Linked DNA regions of Homo sapiens: region 1 is linked to region 2. The links are chromatin loops, found by intact Hi-C in ENCODE. Cell type or tissue: B cell. All regions are shown on one strand. Each heading gives the region's core, and the rest is flanking DNA. Links, peaks and the distances in the headings are about the cores only. Region 1 overlaps PPM1B (protein phosphatase, Mg2+/Mn2+ dependent 1B). Region 2 overlaps PPM1B (protein phosphatase, Mg2+/Mn2+ dependent 1B).

Region 1 (11,224 bases), core at 1,380-9,379, 46 kb before region 2:
ACTTGTCTTCTTTAGAAGTCAGATATTTCTATATCACTTTATAGTTGTTGCAGGTATCTTAAAATATTATTAAACTCACCACTACTTCAGAATTATGACACTTATTAGACCGGCCACTAGATACTGTTGTGTTAGTGAAGAAGACATGTATTACTATGCCAAGTTTTAAAAAATATTTTGATAATGACTTTAATATTATTGGGTTTTATAGTAATCCTAATTATTGTATACATTTTATGCTTACCTGGCTTCTAAACTGTTTTGCCTGTTTTTACATTTCATTTAAATGGAATCATACATTGTATACTCTTTGATTTCTAGTTTCTTTCAGCATTGTTAATGAGATTCATCTAAGTTCCTGCCTATAGTTGTGTCTTGTAGAATTTGGAAAAGCATGACAAGTGACGTTAAATTAATTCCTCTTGTATGATACCTTGCCCTATGTTGAGAACTGCTACTTTAAAGTTGATTAAGTGGTAATTTTCTGTTTTTGATATAGCCTGAATAAATACTTTTCATAGGTCTGCATGTAGTTTGGTTTTTAGAGCACACTGTATGTATTCAGTGTGATAGATTTTTTTTCTCAGATTAAATTTGCGACTAAAGCAAAATACCACTGTCAACAAAGCTATTTCCATTTTATGAACTATATTTTTCTTGTTGAAAGGCTTGGAGAGGGGTAAGTTACACTGTTGTCCTGAGTTTGAAATTTCTAGCTGAGCTTTTGATTTAGGACAAGAAAATCTAAATTATTCTTGTATCTGGGGTCTCTCACTTATGATTTCAGAGAATCTGATTTACTGAATAAATTTGTTTTCATAATCTTGCTCTAATGTAGAGCTATAGTTTCCAGCTTTTGGAGAATTATTGAAAGTGACTAGCCTATTTTTATCAGTAACATCTCCTTGCCATTGGACCTGGGTGTGGTCAATGCCAATGTTATTCAGCAATTATAATGAAAACTGTAAAATATCTCTTAAACAATTATTCAAGCCCTTTTGAATGTCAGTTATGATTTTGAAAATCTGAAGTGAATGCCACTGATACTACAGTTCATCAGAATTGATTTGGAAGAGGGGAGGACTTAAATAATTTAATTCTGATGATACTAAGAATTGGAAGAAAGGATGTGAGCTACATGTTCTGTTTCTGTGAGTTTACTGATGGGTGGAGTTGTTTTTCTTTTGCTTCTCATTCAAGCAGTATAGGATTTGATGCAGGTGTTTGTGAATGAGTATGTTCTGTAAGGTCCTGGAATGGTGTTATTAGTATGTGACTTTTCAAGCATCTCTTTGAACTTAAGCTGGTTATTAGATTTTATTACTACTATCATTTATTTTAGCAATGTTTTATAATAATGAAAGCCATTAATCTACACATTGTCTAGGAACAGGCTGGAAGTGAAGAGTACTTGGCTATATCATAGAAATATTTCTTGGTAACACTTTGGAGTATATGTGGCATCAGTTAAATTTTGAAGATAGAAGCACATTATTTTAAATATTTCATGTGTACAAGCTTTTTTTCTTTTGAGACAGGGTCTTGCTCTGTCATCGAGGCTGGAACGCAGTCATATCATCTCAGCTCACTGCACCCTCCACCTCCTGGGCTCAAGCAATCCTCCCGCCTCAGCCTCCCAGGTAGCTGGGGCTACAGGCGCACACCACCGTGCCCAGTTAATTTTTGAAGTTTTTTTTTTTATAGAGACAGGGTCTCACTATGTTGCCCAGGCTGGTCTCAAACTGCTGGACTCAGGCAATCCACCCGCCTGAGCCTCCCAAACTGCTGGGATTATTGGCGTGAGCCATTGTGCCTGGCCTGATTTTTAACTAAAAGGTTTATACAACTATTTAATGATTTTTCATTTAGACATTATCATTTGATTTTCTGCTATGGAATGTCAAAGGAATTTTCTGTGGTCTAGTTTTGTTGATGAGAAGTCTCGTGCTATTTGGATTCTTCTTTTTGTGTAGATGACTTTCTAGCTCTACTCTTACCCCCAAAAGCTTAAATAAAATTTAATTGTAGTACAAAAAGCACATAATACAACATAACCATCTTAACCATTTTTAAGTGTACAGTTCCTATCAGGCCATGGTTGCTGCAAAAAAGAAAAATAAGCATACACTGCAGTAGTGTTAAGTATATTCACATTATTGTGCAACAAATCTCCAGAACTTTTTCATCTTGCAAAACTGAAACTCTATGCCCATTAAACAACAGCTTCCCCTTTCCCCTTCTACCTCCAGTCCATGGTAACTATCACTCTGCTTTCTTTTTCTATGAATTTGACTGTTTTAGATACCCCATGTAAGTGGAATCATGTAGTATTTGTCTTTTTGTGACTGACATGTTGTCCATGTTGTAGCATGTGACGGTATTTGCTTCACTTTTTTTAAGGCTGAAGAATAATTCATTCTGTGTATATACTACATTTTGTTTATCCATTCGTTTGTCATTGGACATTTGGGTTGCTTCTACCTCTTGGCTGTTATGCATAATATGGGTACTACGATCATGGGTGTACAAATAGAAATGTCTCTTTGAGATCCCACTGTCATTTTTTTGGATACATACACAGAAGTGGCATTGCTGGATCATATGGTTGTTTTATTTATAATTTTTTGAAGAAGCGCCATACTGCTTCCAAAAGCTTTTAAGTTTCTTTTAATTCTTGGCCATCTGAAAGTCCATAATGATCTGTCTAAACATGGGATCTCTCCCCTACTCTGCCTCTCCGCCAAGCAGTAGGCTTTGAGTCTGAGTATTTGTATCTTCCCTCAGCTCTGAAAAATTATTTTTGTTTTATTGTTTCTTTGATAATTTCATTTCTTCTCAATTTCTGGAATATTTGGTCCAGCATTGCATTTCCTGGATTGAACCTCTGTGATGTTCACCTTTACTTTTTTTTTGAAATGGAGTCTTGCTCTGTCGCCCAGGCTGGAGTGCAGTGGTGCGATCTTGGCTGACTGCAAGCTCCGCCTCCCGGGTTCACGCCATTCTCCTGCCTCATCCTCCCTAGTAGCTGGGACTTACAGGTGCCCGCCACCATGCCCGGCTAACTTTTTGTATTTTTATTAGAGACGGGGTTTCACCATGTTAGCCAGGATGGTCTCAATCTCCTGACCTCGCCATCTGCCCACCTCGGCCTCCCAAGGTGCTAGGATTACAGGCGTGAGACACCGCACCCAGCCTTCACCTTTAAATTTTTTAATTTGATACACAGTCCAGGAGATTGCTTTGGCTTACTTTAACTTTCAAAAACCATCAAGAATTTTTGGGTTTTGTTTGTTTGTTTGTTTTTAAGAAGGGGGATGGATTGAGGCAGTCATGTTTAAATCTGAAAAGCAGTTTTTTTGTACTATGTTCCATTTGTTAACATCCTGTTATTCTATGGAAGCCAGATGAAGTATCTTTTTGAATCTGAGGATTCTGATTTCTGATTTAAAAGAAGAAGTCTTCTTTGATTTAGTTTTTTCCTTCTCTTCTCCCAGTGTTTATCATGGCTTTAGTGCTGCTGAGTTTCTTTCTTTCTTTCTTTTTTTTTTTTTTTTTTTTGAGACAGGGTCTTGCTTTGTTGCTCAGGCTGGAATACAACAGTACGATCATGGCTCACTGCAGCCTCAACCTCCCAGGCTTAAGCAGTCCACCCATCTCAGCCTCCTGAATTGGCTGGGATCACAGGCACGCGCCAGCATGACTGGTTAATTTTTTAATCTTTCGTAGAGTTGGGACTTGCTGTGTTCCCTGGGCTGGTCTTCAACTCCTGGCCTCAAGTGATCCTCCTGCCTCAGCCTTCCAAAGTGCTAGGATTACAGGCATGAGCCACTATGCCCAGTTTGCCTGCCTGCCTGCCTGCTTTCCTTCCTTCCTTCCTTCCTTCTTTCCTTCCTTCCTTCCTTCCTTCTTTCCTTCCTTCCTTCCTTCCCTCCTTCCCTCCCCTTCCCACTCCCCTCCCCCTCCCCCTACCTCCTCCCCCTCCCGCTCTTTTCTTTCTTTTACTGGGATCACATAGCAACAGAGGAAGCAAGATAGAGAGGGGAGGTGCCAATTTGGGTTTTTTGTTGTTGTTGTTTTTCCCCCAAGCACTTCAGCCTTGATCTTCTGGGCTAAGGTAATCTTCCCACTTCAGTCTCCCGGGTAGCTGGGACTACAGGCATGCCGCCACCACACCTGGCTAATCTTTTTGTATTTTTTATGGAGATGAGGTTTCACCATATTGCCCAGGCTGGTCTTGAACTCCTGGGCTCAAGTAGTCCACCTACTTCAGCCTCCCAAAGTGGTGGGATTACAGGTGTGAGCCACCATGCCCAGCCAGCTGCCTTTGTTTCTTCACATGCCTCATTATCCTTAGCTGTTTATACTTATCCTTAAATATGAATAGAGAATTCATCTTAAGTTTCTTGAGAAAAGACAGAACACTTCTGCTTTTTGTCTGTATGAGAGGAGACTGGGGTCGATGGTTCTCTATAACTTAGTTTCACCCTCATTCTTACTTGCAGGCATGATCCTATTTTACTACATCTGTGAACGTACTATGAGTTCTCAAACTGTCTAGGATTCCCTCCGCAGTTCTAACTTGCTAAGCTGCTGGTCCTTCCATTCTTTTTTATTTTTATTTATTTATTGATTTTCGAGAGCCTCTGTTGCCAGGCTGGAGTGCAATGGCGCGATCTCAGCTCACTGCAACCTCTGCCTGCCAGGTTCAAGCAATTCTCCTGCCTCAGCCTCCCAAGTAGCTGGGATTACAGGTGCCTGCCACCACGCCTGGCTAATTTTTTGTATTTTTAGTAGAGATGGGGTTTCGCCATGTTGGCCAGGCTGGTCTCGAACTCCTGACCTCAGTTTATCCACCTGCCTTGGCCTCCCAAAGTGCTGGGATTACAGGCATGAGCCACTGTAGCCTGCCCATTGTTTTTTATTAATCACTGCTTCTATCTGCTTTATGGCTTCCAAAGGCTTTTGATATCTCTACCCATTGATGGCATACCTCTTGCCCCCATTTCCTGCTCTTAATTTTTCATTGCTTCGTGTTTTACACCTTTTTAAAATTTTTCCTTTACTAACATTTTGATGGCATGTTGGGAGGGATTAGAGATAAATGGCTTTGTTCCACCTGTCTTGAACTAGAAACACTTTTATCATGTGGATTATATCGTGTGAATGTGAATGTTTTCATTACAAAAATATTTCACAAAAGATTAAGCTACCATTGGGCATTGTGGACAGATCATTATTTGATACTAGTAGAGTGGACAGATCATTATTTGATACTAGTAGAGAAATTTGAGTTTATTTGATTTTTTTTTTTTTTTTTTTTGAGACCGTCTTGCCCTGTTGCCCAGGCTGGAGTGCAATGGCCCAATCTCAGCTCACTGCAACCTCTGCCCCCAGGTTCAAGCAAGTCTCCTGCCTCAGCCTCTCGAGTAGCTGGGACTATAGGTGCCCGCCACCACATCCAGCTAGTTTTTTTGTGTATTTTTAGTAGAGATGGAGTTTCACCATGTTGGCCAGGCTGGTCTCAAACTCTTGAAGTCACGTGATCTGCCCGTCTCAGCCTCCCAAAGTGTTGGGATTACAGGCGTGAGCCACTGTGCCTGGCCAAGTATATTTGATTTTGAGAAAATATTGAAACTTACTCTCATGTCTTTTTTTCCTGTATCACTTTTTGAAGCTTTTCTCCCCTTTGCTTGTTCTTACTTTTTAAGGCATTTTTTTCCATTTCTTTTGAAAGTAATTTTAAAGAACTCTAAAAAAATTTAGTAGGCAGATACATTTAAATGAGTTGATCTTTTATTTGTAAGCGTTAGACCAGGCGTCTGTTAAAACAGAAGTGACATTTATTTTGGCTAAACAGTTTCTGTTCTACATATGTGTTTACATTGCATTTTCACACTCCATAAATTGAACAGCGCAAGTACCCATATTTTTGTTGACTAAGTTTTACTGTAATATTTATCAAGGAAATGGGTATTTAATGACCATTTAATAATAAAATAAATTGTACAATTATTGTGTTGAAATAAGATTTTACTGAGACATGAACTGTTGTTATATCAGTGTGTGCAGCTTATTTGAATAGTCTTGCAGCATGAACATTTTTGCTTCTTAACATAAGGATCCATGTTCTCATCACTAAGATTTAACAGACATTAACATTTTGCTGTTTGCTTCAAATTGATCTCAGAGGCATGTTAACCAACTTTAAATATTGCCACTTCACTATTTCCCTAGAAGTAAGTACTATCAAGTTGGTCTTAGTAGTTTTAGTGTTTATACAACTCAAGCATGTTTTTAAATACTTTTGCCACATATTCATGTATGTAAACTAATCTGTTGCTTTGTAAATTTTATTTGTTTTTGTTTTTGTTTTTTTGACACGGAGTCTCGTTCTGTTGCCCAGGCTGGAGTGCAGTGGAGTGATCTCGGCTCACTGCAACCTCTGCATCCCAGGTTCAAGCTATTCTCCTGCCTCAGCCTGCCGAACAGCTGAGATTACAGGTGCCCGCCACTATGCCTGGTTAATTTTTTTCTATTTTTAGTAGAGATGGGGTTTCACCATGTTGGCCAGGCTGGTGTCGAACTCCTGACCTTATGATTCGCCTGCCTCAGCCTCCCAAAGTGCTGGGATTACAGGCGTGAGCCACCGCTCCCAGCTTCTGCTTTGTAAGTTTTATAACTTTGCATAATGGCATCACACTGTATGTATCATTTTCCAGCTACTTTGTTTTGATTTACTCATGGTGATACAAGTTAATGTAGTCTATACTTTTAAATTCTGTAGAGATTTACATTGTATCAGCATTATTGTATGCTTCTGCTTGTATATATGTGAAAATTTCTCTGGGTGGATACTCTATAACCAACAATTCTCCAGGAAATTATATGCATTTTTATTCTACCAAATATCACTCTGGAGATTTCTCATGCTGTTTGGGTTCCTAATTCTTTATGTGTGACTTATTTTTTCCCCTTTTTTCCCTCTGGGAAATGTTAGGTTTTATCTTTATCACCAGTGTTTTGAAATTTCAGTTGCTTTTTGTGTCTCTGTATGTGTGTGTGGTTGGTTCTACTTTCAGTCCTGACACTTAGGGTGTTTAGTTCTCTTTCCTTTTCTTGTTCTTTCTCTAATAGCTGTTAGTTTCAGGACTGATCCTGCAGCTTTCTTAGTTTTATTCTTTACTACTTTGAGTCTGTTTGGTTTTTGTGAAGGGGAGGGGTCTGGGGGATTTTACTTTTGATTTTTTTTTTTTCAGTTTGATTTTCTAAACTTTTATTGACAATTTTCTGTCATTTTAATTATTTTTATTTTATGTTATGTTATGTTATGTTATGGTATTGTATTGTATTGTATTGTATTGTATTGTATTGTATTGTATTGAGATGGAGTTTCGCTCTGTCGCCCAGGCTGGAGTGCAGTGGCACGATCTCGGCTCACTGCAACCTCCATCTCCTGGATTCAAGCGATTTTCCTGTCTCAGCCTCCCGAGTAGCTGGGATTACAGCCCACAAACCATGCCCGGCTAATTTTTGTATTTTCAGTAGAGATGGGGTTTCGCCATGTTGGCCAGGGTGGTCTCAAACTCCTGACCTCAGGTGATTTGCCTGCCTCGGCCTCCCAAAGTACTGGGATTACAGGTGTGAGTCACTGTGCCTGGCCTGTCATTTTTATTTTTAAAATGTTTTCTTTAACTTGACATTATAATCTTACATATGTATTAGGTATAAAATGATGTTATAACATATGTATGCAGTGTAAAATGATTGAATCAAGCTAATGAACATATCTATCACCTTACATAATTATTATTTATTTCACCTGTCTAACCACAACTTTCTATCCTTTGACCAACATCTCCCCATTTTGCACCACCCTCCCAGCCTCTGGTAACTACCATTCTACTCTCTGCTTCTATGAGTTTGATTGTTTTAGATGTCACATGCAAGTGAGAATATACAATATTTGTCTTTCTATTCCTGGCTTCTTTTACTTAGCATAATATCCTCCAGGTTCATCCATGTTGTTGTAAATGACAGAATTTCCTTCTTTTTTTAAGGCTGAACAGTATTCCATTGTGTATATATACACCACATTTTCTTTATCCATTCATTCATTGATGGACACTTAGGTTGATTGCATAACTTGGTTTTGGTAAATAATGCCACAGTGAACATGGGAGTGCCGATACTTCTTCCACATACTGAATTCAGTTCCTTAGGGTTATATACCCAGAAGTGGGATTGCTGGATCATATGGTAATTCTGGTTTTAGTTTTTTGAGGAATAGATAGTTGTCCAGAATTACTGTAATAATTTACATAACCACCATCAGTGTACAAAGGTTCACTTTTCTCCATATCCTTACCAATACCTGTTATCTTTTCCTAATAGCCATTCTGACAGGTGTGAGATGATATGTCATTGTGCCTTTAATTTGCATTTCCCTGATGATTAGTGAGGTTGAGCATTTTTTCACATATCTATTGGCCATTTGTATGCCATTTTAATTTCAAAAAGCACTTTTCTTTCCTCTGAATTTTTTTATTTTGAAAAAAATTTTTTTAGAGACATGTTGTCACTCTGTTACCCAGGCTGAAGTACAGTGGCCCATCACTACAGTCTTGAACTCCTGGGCTAAGGCAGTCCTCCCGCTGTAGCTTCCCTAGTAGCTAGGACTACATGTGCTTGCTACTGTACCCAGCTAATTAAAATTTTTTTTCTTTTTTTTTTTTTTTTTTTTGAGAGACAGAGTCTCGCTCCATTGCCCAGGCTGGAGTGCAGTGCTACGATCTCAGCTCACTGTAACCTCTGTCTCTCAGGTTCAAGTGATCCTGCTGCTTCAGCCCCCCAGTAGCTGGGATTACAGGCACGTGCCACCATGCCCGGCTAATTTTTGTAATTTTAGTAGAGATGGGGTTTTACCGTGTTGGCCAGGCTGGTCTCGAACTCCTGACGTAAGGTGATCCACCCGCCTCGGCCTCCCACAGTGCTGGGATTACAGGCGTGAGCCACTGTGCCCAGCATAAAAAATTTTTTTTTATAGAGACAGAGTCTCACTTTGTTGTCCAGGCTGGTCTCGAGCTACTGGCCTCAAGCAATCCTCCTACCTTGAACTCCCAAAGCCCTGGGGTTGCAGGCATGAACTACTGCATCACCCAGCCTGGTTTTGTTTATTTGTTTGTTTGTTTGTTTGTTTTTAATATCTTTTTGGTTCATGAATAGAATACTTTTTTATTTCTCTTAAGGATTTTTTTTTCCCTAGTCCTTGCATGGTTTTTTCCTTCTGATTCCTTTTTCTTTGTTTGATTTATTTTGCTTTTCATGTTGTATGTTTCCTTTCAGTATCTGGTAATCTTTGGATAGCTCCTCATATTTAAGTGTAACCCTGACAGCCTTGACAGGGATGTCATTTGATAGGCCTCGCTGTGGGATGATTGTGGAGACCAAGCATTTTATGGAGTATTCCTGTGTGTAAGTAATCTGTGGGTACTTTCTCTGGGACTAGTGAATTTCCTCAGAGAGCAATAGAGCTGTTGCCTGCTTGTGGTTTCCTTGATTTCTGGGAGTTGGTAAAGAAGGCTGAGCAGGCCGGGCGTGTTGGCTCATGCCTGTAATCCCAGCACTTTGGGAGGCCGAGGCGGGCGGATCACGATGTCAGGAGATCGAGACCTTCCTAGCTAACACGGTGAAACCCCGTCTCTACTAAAAATAGAAAAAATTAGCCAGGCGTGGTGGCGGGCGCCTGTAGTCCCAGCTACTTGGGAGGCTGAGGCAGGAGAATGGTGTGAACCTGGGAGGCGGAGCTTGCAGTGAGCCGAGATCGCGCTACTGCACTCCAGCCTGGGCGACAGAGGAAGACTCCATCTCAAAAAAAAGAAGAAGGCTGAGCAGGCTGAGCATATCAGCATTCATTATGCAAATTTATAGTTTATATCACTGGTTTTCTGTAAGGCTTCTTGCTCTGGTCCTCAGCTAAATCTGCTGTCTCTAAACCCAGAGTCTCTATAGTTCACTCTTTGCAAGATAGACCTCCAGTCTTTTGCTTTTTTTTTTTTTTTTTTGAGACGGAATCTTACTCTGTCACCCAGGCTGGAGTGCGGTGGCGCAATCACTGCAGCCTCCACCTCTCAGGTTCAAGTGATCTTCCTGCTTCAGCCTCCTAAGTAGCTGGGATGACAGGCGCTTGCCACCACACCAGGGCTAATTTTTGTATTTTTAGTAGAGACAGGGTTTCACCATATTGGCCAGGCTGATCTCAAACTCCTGACCTCAGGTGATCTGCCCGTCTCGGCCTCCCAAAGTGCTGGGATTACAGGCGTGAGCCACCCCACCTGGCCTTTTCTTTCTTTCTTTTTTTTTTTTTCAAGAGACAGGGACTCACTGTGTCGCTCAGGCTAGAGTATAGTGGCATGATCATAGTTCACTACAGCCTCAATCTCTTGGGCTCAAGTGATCCTCCTGCCTCAGCCTCCCAAGTAGCTGGTGCTGCAGGCATACGCCACCATGCTAGGCTAATATTTTTCCCCAATTTTTTTTGGTAGAGATAGGGTCTTGCTATGTTGCCCAGGCGGTCTTGAACTCCTGGCCTCCAGTGATCCTCCCAGCTAGGCGTCCCAAAGTGCTTGGATTCCAGGCATGAGCCACCATGCCCAGCCCAGACATGTATTAAAACTACCAAACAGGCCAGGTGTGGTGGCTCACACCTGTAATTCCAGCACTTTTGATGTGGGAGGATTGCTGGACGCCAGGAGTTCAAGGCTGCAGTGGGCTATGATTGTACCACTGCACTCCAACATGGGTGACAGAGCAAGATCCTGTCTCTAAAAATAAAAAATACATGTCTGCAACCTATTTAGTAATCTTCTCCTTTGAGTGGTGGGGTCTACGTTCCTTTGTCTTCAATCTGAACAAGACTTAGTGACTTTCTTGTAACCAATAATGCAGCAGAAGTGACTTCTGAGGGTGGGTCAGAAAATACCATGTAGCTCTGCCTGGGAAACCAGGTGACATGTAAGAAGCCTGACCGTGTTGAAATCCTCAAACTGGAGAGGCCACATACAGAAGATACTCCTTGGGACAGTCTCAGCTAAATTCCTAGCCAGCATCCCTCATCAGCTGCCTATCATGTTAAGTGAGCTTTCAGGTGACCTTCTCCCCAGCCAGTATTTGTATGCAGTAATATGAGAAAACCCAAGTGAGAACTGTCCACTTGAACCCTTACAAT
Region 2 (11,224 bases), core at 2,222-10,221:
GCTTGTTCTGTACAGTATTAAGTAGTTACTATTGTAGAAACCTGTAGATTTTCCAAAATTCACTAAAATATGAAAGGATTGAGTAGTTTATTATTCATACTGAGAATACTTAATTTATTTTTATCTAGAGATGTTTTTATCAAAATAAGAGCAAAAAGTAAATACAATTTTTATCCGTAAAAACTCTAAAATCTTTCAAAAATCTGTTTAAATCTATATAGTTTTATGTTTTGTATTTCCTACTTATTTAGCAGAAATGATGAAGAAACTGTTCTGATGGCCTGCTTTTCTGTCCTTTTCCTACTGCTTTAAACATTGATTTTCTTTTGTACTAAATCATATAGCCAAATATTGTTTAAGTAAGTCAGTTTTAGGAAATGCTTGTGTTGCTGTTGAATTATAAAAGCTGAGTAAATTTCAGATTAAACTTTAAATGACTGTGAAATAAGACATAAACTAGTTAATGGTAATTTGCTTAAAATGACTTGAGATTATTATTGGAAGTTTTTATTAATTGATACAGGTAAGAATTGATATTTAATAAAATGTTCTCATGCTTAGACTATATTACTTTTCGGTAGAGAAATTAGTATTTTGCTGTAATGTGTTATGAAATACATGTGATATCCTAGTTTGTCTACTGACACTGGGGTCTTGAATCTTAAAAAAAGGCCTCCGATGAAGCAGAGGAAAGTGGATCACAGGGAAAATTGGTGGAAGCTCTCAGGCAAATGAGAATTAATCATAGGGGAAACTACCGACAACTTCTGGAGGAGATGCTGACTAGTTACAGGCTAGCTAAAGTAGAGGGAGAAGAAAGCCCTGCTGAACCAGCTGCCACAGCTACTTCTTCGAACAGTGATGCTGGAAACCCAGTGACAATGCAGGAAAGCCATACTGAATCAGAAAGTGGTCTTGCTGAATTAGACAGCTCTAATGAAGATGCAGGGACAAAGATGAGTGGTGAAAAAATATGACTTTCCTTTTTGGTAATATTTTTGTGATCTTTGATGGTTTTTAACCTAGGAAGTGTAATGTATGCATTTATATAACTGTTTTGTTATTTGAATCTTGGAAAACTAGTTTTATTATATTCAGATAGCCTTGTTTTTTAAAAAGGCCTTTGCATACACCTTTATGAGATAGTGTAAAATTGACTATTTATAGTACTATGGATTTAATGAAATTATATGTCATTTCACATTGTATGCCAGAAATTAGGCTACCAATTATGAATTAAAGTCAGTAGTTAAATTAATACTAGATAGAATTAGAAATTTTGATTAGAGAGATTATGCTATATTATGGAAAAACTTGTTAATGTAGAATTATACTGCTTCATATTATTTTACCTATTAGTACACTCATAGTTAGCTTTGTAATAAATTTATGTTTTCTTTAATAATTTTAGTTCTTCAAAGAATGGCTGATGCTGGCCTGTAATTTTTCTTTCAAGGATGATAATTTGTGTGTTGTTTGATTTGTTTATATTTTACATCTCTGTAGTTTTATTTTTAGAAGTTGTGAGATATTGGATGTGTGGCTATTTTTCCTTTCTCTGTATTCTTTATGAAACATAACTTTTGAAAAACCTATGTATTATTCATACAGCTTTGGTTTGTATATTCTGTATAGCCTAACTACACACATCAAAATGTATGTCAACCAAGTGTTTAGAATGAAATTATAAGTGTTTAAGTCCAAATAAAGCATGTGATGTGGAATAATCTATGCATGTTGTACTTATTTTTGAATTAATTTTTTAAAAACAACCAAGTTTGGTATATTGGAAGAATACCCATTAGAAATTCATTTGTATTTATATAACATTTAGAACACTTTTGGCTTACCTTTTTTCATTAACAAAAAGGAAAAGTTTAATATTAAAATATATGTGTTGCATACTTAAATCTATTCTTTTTCTTATCCATCTTTTGTGGTACAAAATATTAATCTTTGGACATTATGGGCACACATTAGACATGTGAGAAAATTGCCACAGTGAGCATTTTAAAGATTGCAGAATTGTCCATTTTGTTACAAATTTTTGTTAGTTATTAAGAAATTGAACAATTATGGGCTATTTTTAAAATAGTGGCAGATGAGAGTTTTTGTTTAAAGGGATTTTTAAATTATAGATTTGTCACATAGGGAAAAATATTTTTTAAAAATTATTTTATAACTGTAGAACATTAACTTTTCGTCTTTACGTTTATATTTATATCATGTGTCTAAAGTTGCTTTAAGTTACCATAAATTGAAACTTCGGAATCTTTGGATGTTATAGCTGATGTTTTGATGTATTTTTCCAATGCCAGAATATTTTTAAGTGCTTTGAGAAAGGAAGGCATTTGATGGAGAGGGGAGGAAAATAACCCAACCCAGTTATCTATCCATATTAGATACACGTGTACACACACAATATGCAATACACAACATCTCTCTGTAAAAGTACCCTTTTCAGACAAAGAAAGGAAGGTAATTTGTTCATCAATTTTGTTTTCTTTTGAAATTCAATCCAATCTGGAAGTGGCATAGGTAAATAATAATATTCTTCCTTTTCTCTTCCTGTAGGGTGCTGGAGATCTAGAAGACCCATGGTAGCCTTAAAAACCTTCTAAAATGCTTTTGATTCTGAAAATTGGGGGAAAAAACTTTTAATCACAATTTTCTTCAATACAAGGGGAAAATATTCTTGCGGATTCCCAACGTTTTGTGATATGAGCAGAAAATCATTAGCATTTCCCATCATTTGTTCATATTTGTGTTTTCTGACAGTTGCCACTTGTAGCATTGCCTGTACTACAGTATTTTTTGCCAACCTCAGGCATACTCGTTACATCTGTATTGAACTTTCGGCCCTAGAAACCAGTGGAGTTATTTCACCACAAATCAACAATGTGCCTGAGGTGCATGGGAAATATAGTTAGCTATACTCTGAAAATACATTATGTTTTTTTTCTTTAAACAAAACACACAACATGTAAGCATGTAAGAGTAAAGAATTGTATGATATGTTCCTTTTTTCAGTTCACCAAGTTGGAAGCCTTTTGCAGCTCTGTGGCTTGGAATTTCATTTGAGCAATTTCTATAGGATATGTATTTATTATTGATTGTTATTTAATTTTTTTCCAATTTTACCTGTATTACCAAACTGGGTTCTCCAATAATGTCCAAATTGTAATGTTGCCTTGCTTCAAGATAAAGTGTATTTGGGAATAATATTATAAACCCTTACAAATTTTATGCATGTATCTACTGCATCCTTCAACTCTCACTAGAAAATCTTTTGAAACCAAATGGATTAATTTATGGCTATTTATAATTTGCTTTGACATCTCACTGTTGGAAATTTTTTAAAGATGAGATTTGCCTTTATAATGTAAATTGTGATTTTTGTTTTACATGTGGGTTTCTATAGTTTTAATTTTTTCAGCTTTTAAGATACGAGTTTTGTGTAATTTGGTATTTTTAATCATTTATGTTATTTTAAAAGCTCAGAATATCACATTGAAATTACTATAAATACATTTAAAATTATCTATTTTAGATCTAAGGAAATACTACAGAGATATTTTCATGGGTTCAGTAACTTTTCATTTTATAACATTGGGCACGGTACAGAGTGATTGTCACATAAGGTACTTGAAGATTTATTAGTTTAATTCTATTTTTACAGTAACCTTGAATTCTTCTGAGTTTTGCATGTATTAAATTCAATTAATGCTGAACATGAAGAGTAAAGTATTTATCTGAAAGAAGTTTCTGGGTTAGGAGAAGTAATGAATGTATCCATTTGTACATGGTTTACATGTTGTGGATGCTTTGTAAACATTTTCCTGTATGTTTAAATTGTGTTTCAGCAGGATGTAATTGCCCTTGTGTGTAGTTAAAATGAGTCATCATCTGGTCCTTTGTGAAATGGAATTCATGGTATTTTCTGTAACGTTTTCCTGAAGCTGTTTCTGGAGAGCCACACATTTAAATACAGACAGCTTTCCTGATCATTTGATTTATTGTGCACCTGATTTTTGGTCTAAAAGGAATTATTGCCACAATATATTTTATTTATTCTTTAGATTTTAGCCTTGTAAGTTAAAGTGCTTTACATGATGATGTGAAAAGCTGTTTGTCCCTTTACTGGGTTTGGGGGGTTGTTAAAAGATAGGGAATGAAGAATGCAAAATGGTTTATCGTTCAAACTGTCCACTCTGATCCAACCCTGTACTGATAGTACTTCCCAGTATGATATTGTGATGTTTCATACAATGCAGTGAACATAACCAACTTGTTACCTAAATAAAGAATTGATAAAAACAGTGTGACATATTACTATTTGGTATGATTCAGTTTTTAATGTTATTTTAAACTTCTTATATGGTTGGCATATTTCTGAAAATTTAATTCCAAAGAGGAATTAACCAAACTGTACAGGACAATATTAACCCCTTCTGTACTCTAGAAATATTTATACTCCTTTTAAAAAAACCTGCCTTTGGCCGGGTGCATTGGCTCACACCTGTAATCCCAGCACTTTGGGAGGCCAAGGCGGGTGGATCACGAGGTCAAGAGATCGTGACCATCCTGGCCAACACGGTGAAACCCTGCCTCTACTAAAAATACAAAGATTAGCTGGGCATGGTGGTGCTTGCCTGTAATCCCAGCTGCTTGGGAGGCTGAGGCAGAAGAATTGCTTGAACCCAGGAGGCGGAGGTTGCAGTGAGCTAAGATCGCGCCACTGCACTCCAGCCTGGCGACAGAGCGAGACTCCGTCTCAAAAAAAAAAAAAAAGAAAAAAAAAAACTTTTCCGGCAGGGGGCAGGGTGGGGGTTACTGGTGCTTGAAACAGAAATAATGTATGAGTTAGTAAAAGAAAAACCCATATTCAGTGTTGACTCATCTGAATTTCCTAGCCTGGCTATTCTCAAGTATTTTGGTCTGAGGACCCACTTATACTCTTACAAATTGTATACTCCAGTGAACTTTTGCTTTTGTGGATACTATCGATATTTACTATATTAGAAATTAAAGCTGAGAAATTATACATACTGTTTTAATTTGTTAACAAAACAATTACATGTTAATATATAAACCATTTTATGAAAAATAATTGTCTTATAAGTTAGGATACAAAAATTCAGTGTAAAAAGGACCATTTTTCATTTTTGTGAGCCCTTTAATGTTGAACTGAATTCTTGTTTGTGCTTTTGCGTTCAGTCTGTTGAAGTGTGGTATGGCCCGATGGTTGAAGTTTATGAAGAAACCTGGCCTCACACAGATAGGTAGTTGGAAAACAGGAATATTTTAGTCACTTCAGATAACTGTGGATATCAAAACTTGACAACTGATAGTTTCTTGAAGATTGGTTGCAATGTGAAATCGGAAAGTTTATTAGAGGACTTTTCTTAGTTTGTTATGTTAAAATCCACTGGGTCTGTCTTGCATTTTGAATGGACCTTCTGGCTATGCATGATTTTGTCACATCATGAATTAGTCATTTGGAAAATACTGGTTCACTGAATTATGCAGTTCTTCTAAATATTGATCCGTTATTCTGCAATGATTAAAGTTTTTTGTTAAGGGTAGGCACAGTGATTCATGCCTGTAATCCCAGCACTTTGGGAGGCCGAGGCAGGCAGATCACCTGAGATCGGGAGTTTGAGACCAGCCTGACCAACATGGAGAAACCCTGTCTTTACTAAAAATACAAAATTAGCCAGGCATGGTGGCGCATGCCCGTAATCCCAGCTACTCGGGAGGCTGAGCCAGGATAATTGCTTGAACCCAGGTGACGGAGGTTGCAGTGAGCTGAGATCGTGCCATTGCACTCCAGCCTGGGCAACAAAAGCAAAATTCCATCTCAAAAAAAAAAAAAAAAAAAAAGACTGCTTAGCTGAATGTGGTAGCTTATGCCTGTAATAAAGCAGGAGGATTGCTTGAGGCCAGGAGTTCAAGACCCGCCTGGACAACATAGCAAGACCTGGTTTCTACACACAAAAAAATTCTAAGTACTCTAGCATGGTGTCACATGCCTATAGTCCCAGCTAGTTGGGAAACTGAGGCAGGAGGATTGCTTGAGTTCAGGAGTTCAAGGCTGCAGTGAGCTATGATCCAGCCACTGCACAGCAGCCTGGGCAACAGCGAGACTCCATCTCAAATTTTAAATATATGTCTCTTTTATATTAAAAAAAACTCAAATTTTAAAATAACATTGTGAAGGAATAAACAATCTAAGCAACAAATGCTTCCAAGCTGCTTCACCGTTAGTTTATTAACCTGAGTAGAATTTACCACCAAGAGTCATAATTTCTTAATGCTAAAAGTAGAAATCCACTGGGAGTTGCATTGTCATTGAAAAAAAATTATAATGAAGGCCAGGCGCAGTGGCTCACGCCTGTAATCCCAGCACTTTGGCAGGCCAAGGCGGGCAGATCACTTGAGGTCAACAGTTTGAGACCAGCCTGGCTAAAATGGTGAAACCTGTCTCTACTTAAAAAATAAAAATAAAAAAATTAACTTGGTGTGGTGCTGCGTGCCTGTAGTCCTAGCTACTCGGGAGTTTGAGGCAGGAGAATCGCTTGAACCTGGGAGGTGGAGATTGCAGTGAGCCGAGATCGCGCCACTGCACTACAGCCTGGGCGACAGAGGGAGACTCCGTCTCAAAAAAAAAAAAAAAAAAAAAAAAAGTTGTAATGAACTGGTCTTCCTATATGAAAATAATGGCGCTGTCTTGCTAGTTGTGATTCTTCTTTCTACCCAGGCTTTAAAATGGTTTTTAATAACAGGAGAAATAATATTAGTCGGGGAAAAATGTTTCTATAATCATATTAGCCGTATATTTGAGCCAGGAATTGACAGCCTCATTAGTTTACTTTTCAAACTGCCTGATATATTTTCTGAAACCTTGGAAAATACGCAAACCAGAGGAATATATGGTGCCCAAGTCTTTATCCAGCTTCAATACTTGAAATTAACTGGAACATGTCCATCAAATATCTTTTGCTGACCAAATATTATTCTTCCTTGTCTTGAATTTAAGGTTATATTTTTTAAATGACATCTCACACTGACATTTCCTCTTCCAAATTGCCTTCATTTGTGTTTTGAAGTTCATCTGGTTTAAGTATTAAGGGAAAACGTGATAAGATTTCTTGTGGAACACATTTTGTTTTGAGAAGCTAAATAGTATTTAGTGAAAAATAGCAAAGTGTGATGTTTTTCACATATTAGACAATTCCTAGTTGTGCAAAAAATCCATTATATATGTAAAATAGTCAAATGTTAACATAATTGTTAAGATGAATTCAAGCAATGATTTAATTTCAAAGCAATTCTGAAGTTACTTTTTAAATTCTGTACTAGAAAATGCACTGAAATGAAGTTACTTGCTTTTAGTTCATAATGGGCATTATAACAATTTGCACTGTCGTTTTTATGCTAAATTGCTTTTAAGTTTTTTTCTGTTCAACTTTGGGAGTTATTTTGTAAACCCTAAAGAAAATGCTAAACAAGTGTTTGTTTTTGCCTGTTGTTTTGATGATTCGTGTATGTTACATTATGGTCTAGAAGTAAATAGGTGTAGCTACTAATAGAGAATACATTGCTTTTCAGGCAGCATCACCGCCATTTCTCACTTCCTGCTGGCTTTTCTGGCTGTGGTATTTTCTCCCCCTTATTTCCTGTTTCAGTTTTATTTTACCTGCAAACACCACTTACTAGTACACTGTTTTGTGCTCAGATGTAACTGGCAGATATGCTCTTCTAATTCAGAGGTGAGGGGCACTTAGGAAGTCAGTATTTCTGCTATCTTGTAAGTATCCACAACTCCAGTGGGACACAAAAGAGCCATACCTTTTATGGAAAGGTAGAATGAAAGACTGGGCTTTACTTCTTTTAACTAGTAGACCTAGTCTATAATATTGGCAACAGTGATTTTTTTTAATGATTAAATCTGTGCAACAAATGTATTCTTTCCATATAACATTCACCTATAATGCATTTAAGATGAAGAGGACCAGTACCACCCAGGAGTTACCCTAATGGTGGGTCTGATACCTTCTTTCCCTCTCCTGAGTCGTTTACACTTACTTTTTTGGGCACTGATTATGAAGAGGTGGTTTTGCTTCATTCCTAAGTCTTGAAGTTATGAAATGCAATTTATTATTTATTATTATTTGAGATGGAGTTTCATGTTTGTTGCCCAGGCTGGAGTGCAATGGCACGATCTCGGCTCACTGCAACCTCCACCTCCCGGGTTCAAGCGATTCTTCTGCCTCAGCCTCATGAGTAGCTGGGATTACAGGTGTCCACCACCATGCCCAGCTAATTTTTTTGTATTTTTAGTAGAGATGGAGTTTCACCATGTTGGCCAGGCTAGTCTTGAACTCCTGACCTTGGGTGATCCGCCCGCCTTGGCCTCCTGAAGTGCTGGGATTCCAGGCGTGACCCACCGCACCCAGCCTGAAATGCAATTTATCTTAACAATTAATTCCACAGTGACATGATATAGAGTACCATGGGGTTTATTTTCATGAGATTTTGCCTATGAATAATAATTATATAGTATAAAGCTTATTTTAAATATTTAATATTTGCTATTAAAATTGTAATTAAGACTGCTTATAATTGGTATAGCACTTTGGTTCTACTGAAGTATACTCTTGAAAGTTACTGGGTTCTGCTGGGCACAGTGCCTCACGCCTGTAATCCCAGCAGTTTGGGAGGCCGAGGTGGGTGGATCACCTGAGGTCAGGAGTTAGAGACCGGCCTGGCCAACCTGGTGAAACCCCGTCTCTACTAAAAATAGAAAAATTAGCTGAGCCTGGTGGCGGGTGCCTATAGGCCTAGCTACTCAGGAGGCTGAGACAGGAAAATCTCTTGAACCTGGGAGGCGGAGGTTGCAGTGAGCCAAAATCGTGCCACTGCACTCCAGCCTGGGCGACAGAGCGAGAATCTGTCTCAAAAAAAGGAAAAAAAAAAACATTTTAGGGGGAGCTTGAGCTACATAAACATTCTTAAGTCTAGTTTACTTCGGACTGTAACTAATTTTAAAATGCGAAGTCTTCATGAAAGTTCTGTAGGCTCCTAAAGATCCTATACTCCAAGAGTTAATTAAATCCAATAACTTTAAAATGTATTTTAAATGGTTGTAATAATATATTTTACATGTACAATCAAAAGCCTTAATGTAAACTGAAATTATTTCACTAAAAATCCTAACTGAAAAAAGGAGGGGAGAGGAGGGAGAGGGAGAGAGAGAGGAGGAAAACAAACAAAACAGAAAATTGGCTGGACGTGGTGGCGTGTACCTGTAGTCCTAGCTACTTGGAGGCTGAAGCAGGAGGATCCCTTAAGCCCAGGAGTTCAAGTCTGCAGTGAGCTACAAATGGATCACTGCATGCCAGCCTGGGTAACAGAATGAGACCCTGTCTCTAATACAAAAAAAAAAAAAAAAAAAAAAATCCGGTTGGATAAGCATGAAATAGTATATAATTTGCATTTCTGATTACATGTGAGAAAAACATCTTTCCTATATATATTGGCCATTTGAGTTTCCTCTTTTCTGAATTGAATGCTCACACCACTTGTCCATTTTTCCATTGGGTTTGTCTTTTTCTAATTGATTTGTCTTTTTCTATATAGTCTAGATACCAATCCTTTGTTATGCGAGCTGCAAAACCTCTCAGACTGTTTTTCTTTTTTTCTTTGTTTATGCAGTCTTGCTATTTGTCATTTTTTTGCTGTATGTTTTTCTTGTTTAGGAAATCATCCTCATCCCAAGTTCATATAGTCTCTAATTTTTTTAATTTATATATTTTCATTTTCATATCAGGTGGATAATGTAGTAACAAGGCTGAGGGGAGGCACATCTCATGTAAGTGTGAAAACCCAATCATCATGCTTGTGAACTACAGAAGGATCTCTAATGTTACCTTCCAGCCATTTTAGAAGTCTACCTCCCAAGCACATATATTTAGGTTTTTAATCATTCTTGAATTTCTTGTTACATAGTATGTGAACTAAGGAATCTTTATTTTCCATCCAGCTAGCTAATTGTGCCAACACCATGCCACCCCTGTCAGATTCCCATTCCCCAAATATGTGTGGTCCATTTCTAGTTTCTTCTGCTCTATTGTTTTTTTGTTTTTGTTTTTGTTTTTTTTTTTTGTCTAACCCTGTGGAAATATCACATCATTTAGATTACTATAGCCTCTTAAGTGCTGACATCTAGCAGGTATACATTGTCTTCACCATATTTAAATTTAGTTCCTTTTATTTTTCATTTTCAAGACAAGGTCTCACTCTGTTGCCCAGGCTGGAGTGTAGTGGCACCATAGCGCACTGCAGCATCGAACTCCTGTCCTCAAGCAATCCTCCTGCCTCGGCCTCCCAAAGTACTGGGAGTACAGACATGAGCCACCGCACATGGCCTAAATCTAGTTCCTTCTAATAAAATGCAACTAATAATCCACATTCTAATATAAAGAGCTTGCATCCATTTGGGGATATAATATTGAAAATTGTTCGCCCTTCCTATAATTATTTTGTGTGTTTCTGTTGTACATTTACATTTTTAATTGTACTCTGGGACCATGTTGCTCACTCATTTTAACCTATCACTCCCTTTCCTCCCCCTGTAAAACAGGATTAGTAACTATACCATGCCAAGTCATGTGGGAGCCTAAGGCAAATGGAAAACTCTGTAATGATTATTTTTTTCCCTTTTTCTTTTTTTCAGCAGAGAGTAGATTCTGTCTTATTTAAAATGTTTATATTATGTTCGTCATTTTGCATTAGTTTTGACTTTTTTAATGTTGCATTAAAATATCTAAAATTTAAAAAAAAATTTATCTTGATTACTTGCCATTCCTTAAATTTTGTCCCCAAAGCAAGTGCTTCACCCTGGTCCCAGATGATATGTGAATTCCTGGGCCTTTGAAAAGACAATTTTCCTGATTTAAGGCAGATGTTCCCAAGAAGGAATAACTCCTTAGCCTACTAGTACCCATTAGCATGAAACAGCGTTTTCTGGGGTGGCTCAGTAAAATGGAGGGAGCGCTAAGCTAAGAGAGTCCCGAGCTCCAGCAGCAGCCAGGTGCTGTTGGCTTCCTTACGCAGTGAGCTGTCTCTTAATACTTTGAAAACATGATGCTGAGAGAAAGCAAGTTATAAGGGGATGTCTTGTATGTAAATTTGTCTCCAAAATTAATTCCAAAACACTTCA

The links. A loop is a pair of places that touch in the nucleus more often than their neighbours do. Peaks named below come from ENCODE experiments on the same cell type or tissue, not always from the same donor. Only the 100,000 strongest peaks of a DNase experiment are listed, where the experiment ranks them.
Region 1: a loop joins it to region 2, with 2.6 times the contacts of the local background. A loop is called at or near these places in 14 of 110 quality-filtered maps.

The regions. Positions count from the first base shown.
Region 1 is chr2:44,184,856-44,196,079 of GRCh38, forward strand. All of the region lies in intron 1 of PPM1B (protein phosphatase, Mg2+/Mn2+ dependent 1B), which reads left to right. Among named protein-coding and RNA genes, the nearest start is that of PPM1B, 22 kb to the left of the region's middle. RefSeq lists an enhancer at 3,467-4,359. In B cell, for the core only: no CTCF peak of the experiment used is centred there; a DNase peak (open chromatin) is centred at 4,446; H3K27ac peaks cover 1,859 bases.
Region 2 is chr2:44,229,742-44,240,965 of GRCh38, forward strand. It overlaps PPM1B (protein phosphatase, Mg2+/Mn2+ dependent 1B), which reads left to right. Exons shown (of 6, transcript NM_002706.6): 6 at 672-1,731. The coding sequence ends at 977. It also overlaps the pseudogene LOC124906174. Among named protein-coding and RNA genes, the nearest start is that of SLC3A1, 40 kb to the right of the region's middle. RefSeq lists enhancers at 4,173-4,674, 4,675-5,174. In B cell, for the core only: CTCF peaks have their summits at 4,810 (motif pointing right), 5,011 and 6,783; DNase peaks (open chromatin) are centred at 4,870, 6,456 and 7,660; H3K27ac peaks cover 1,698 bases.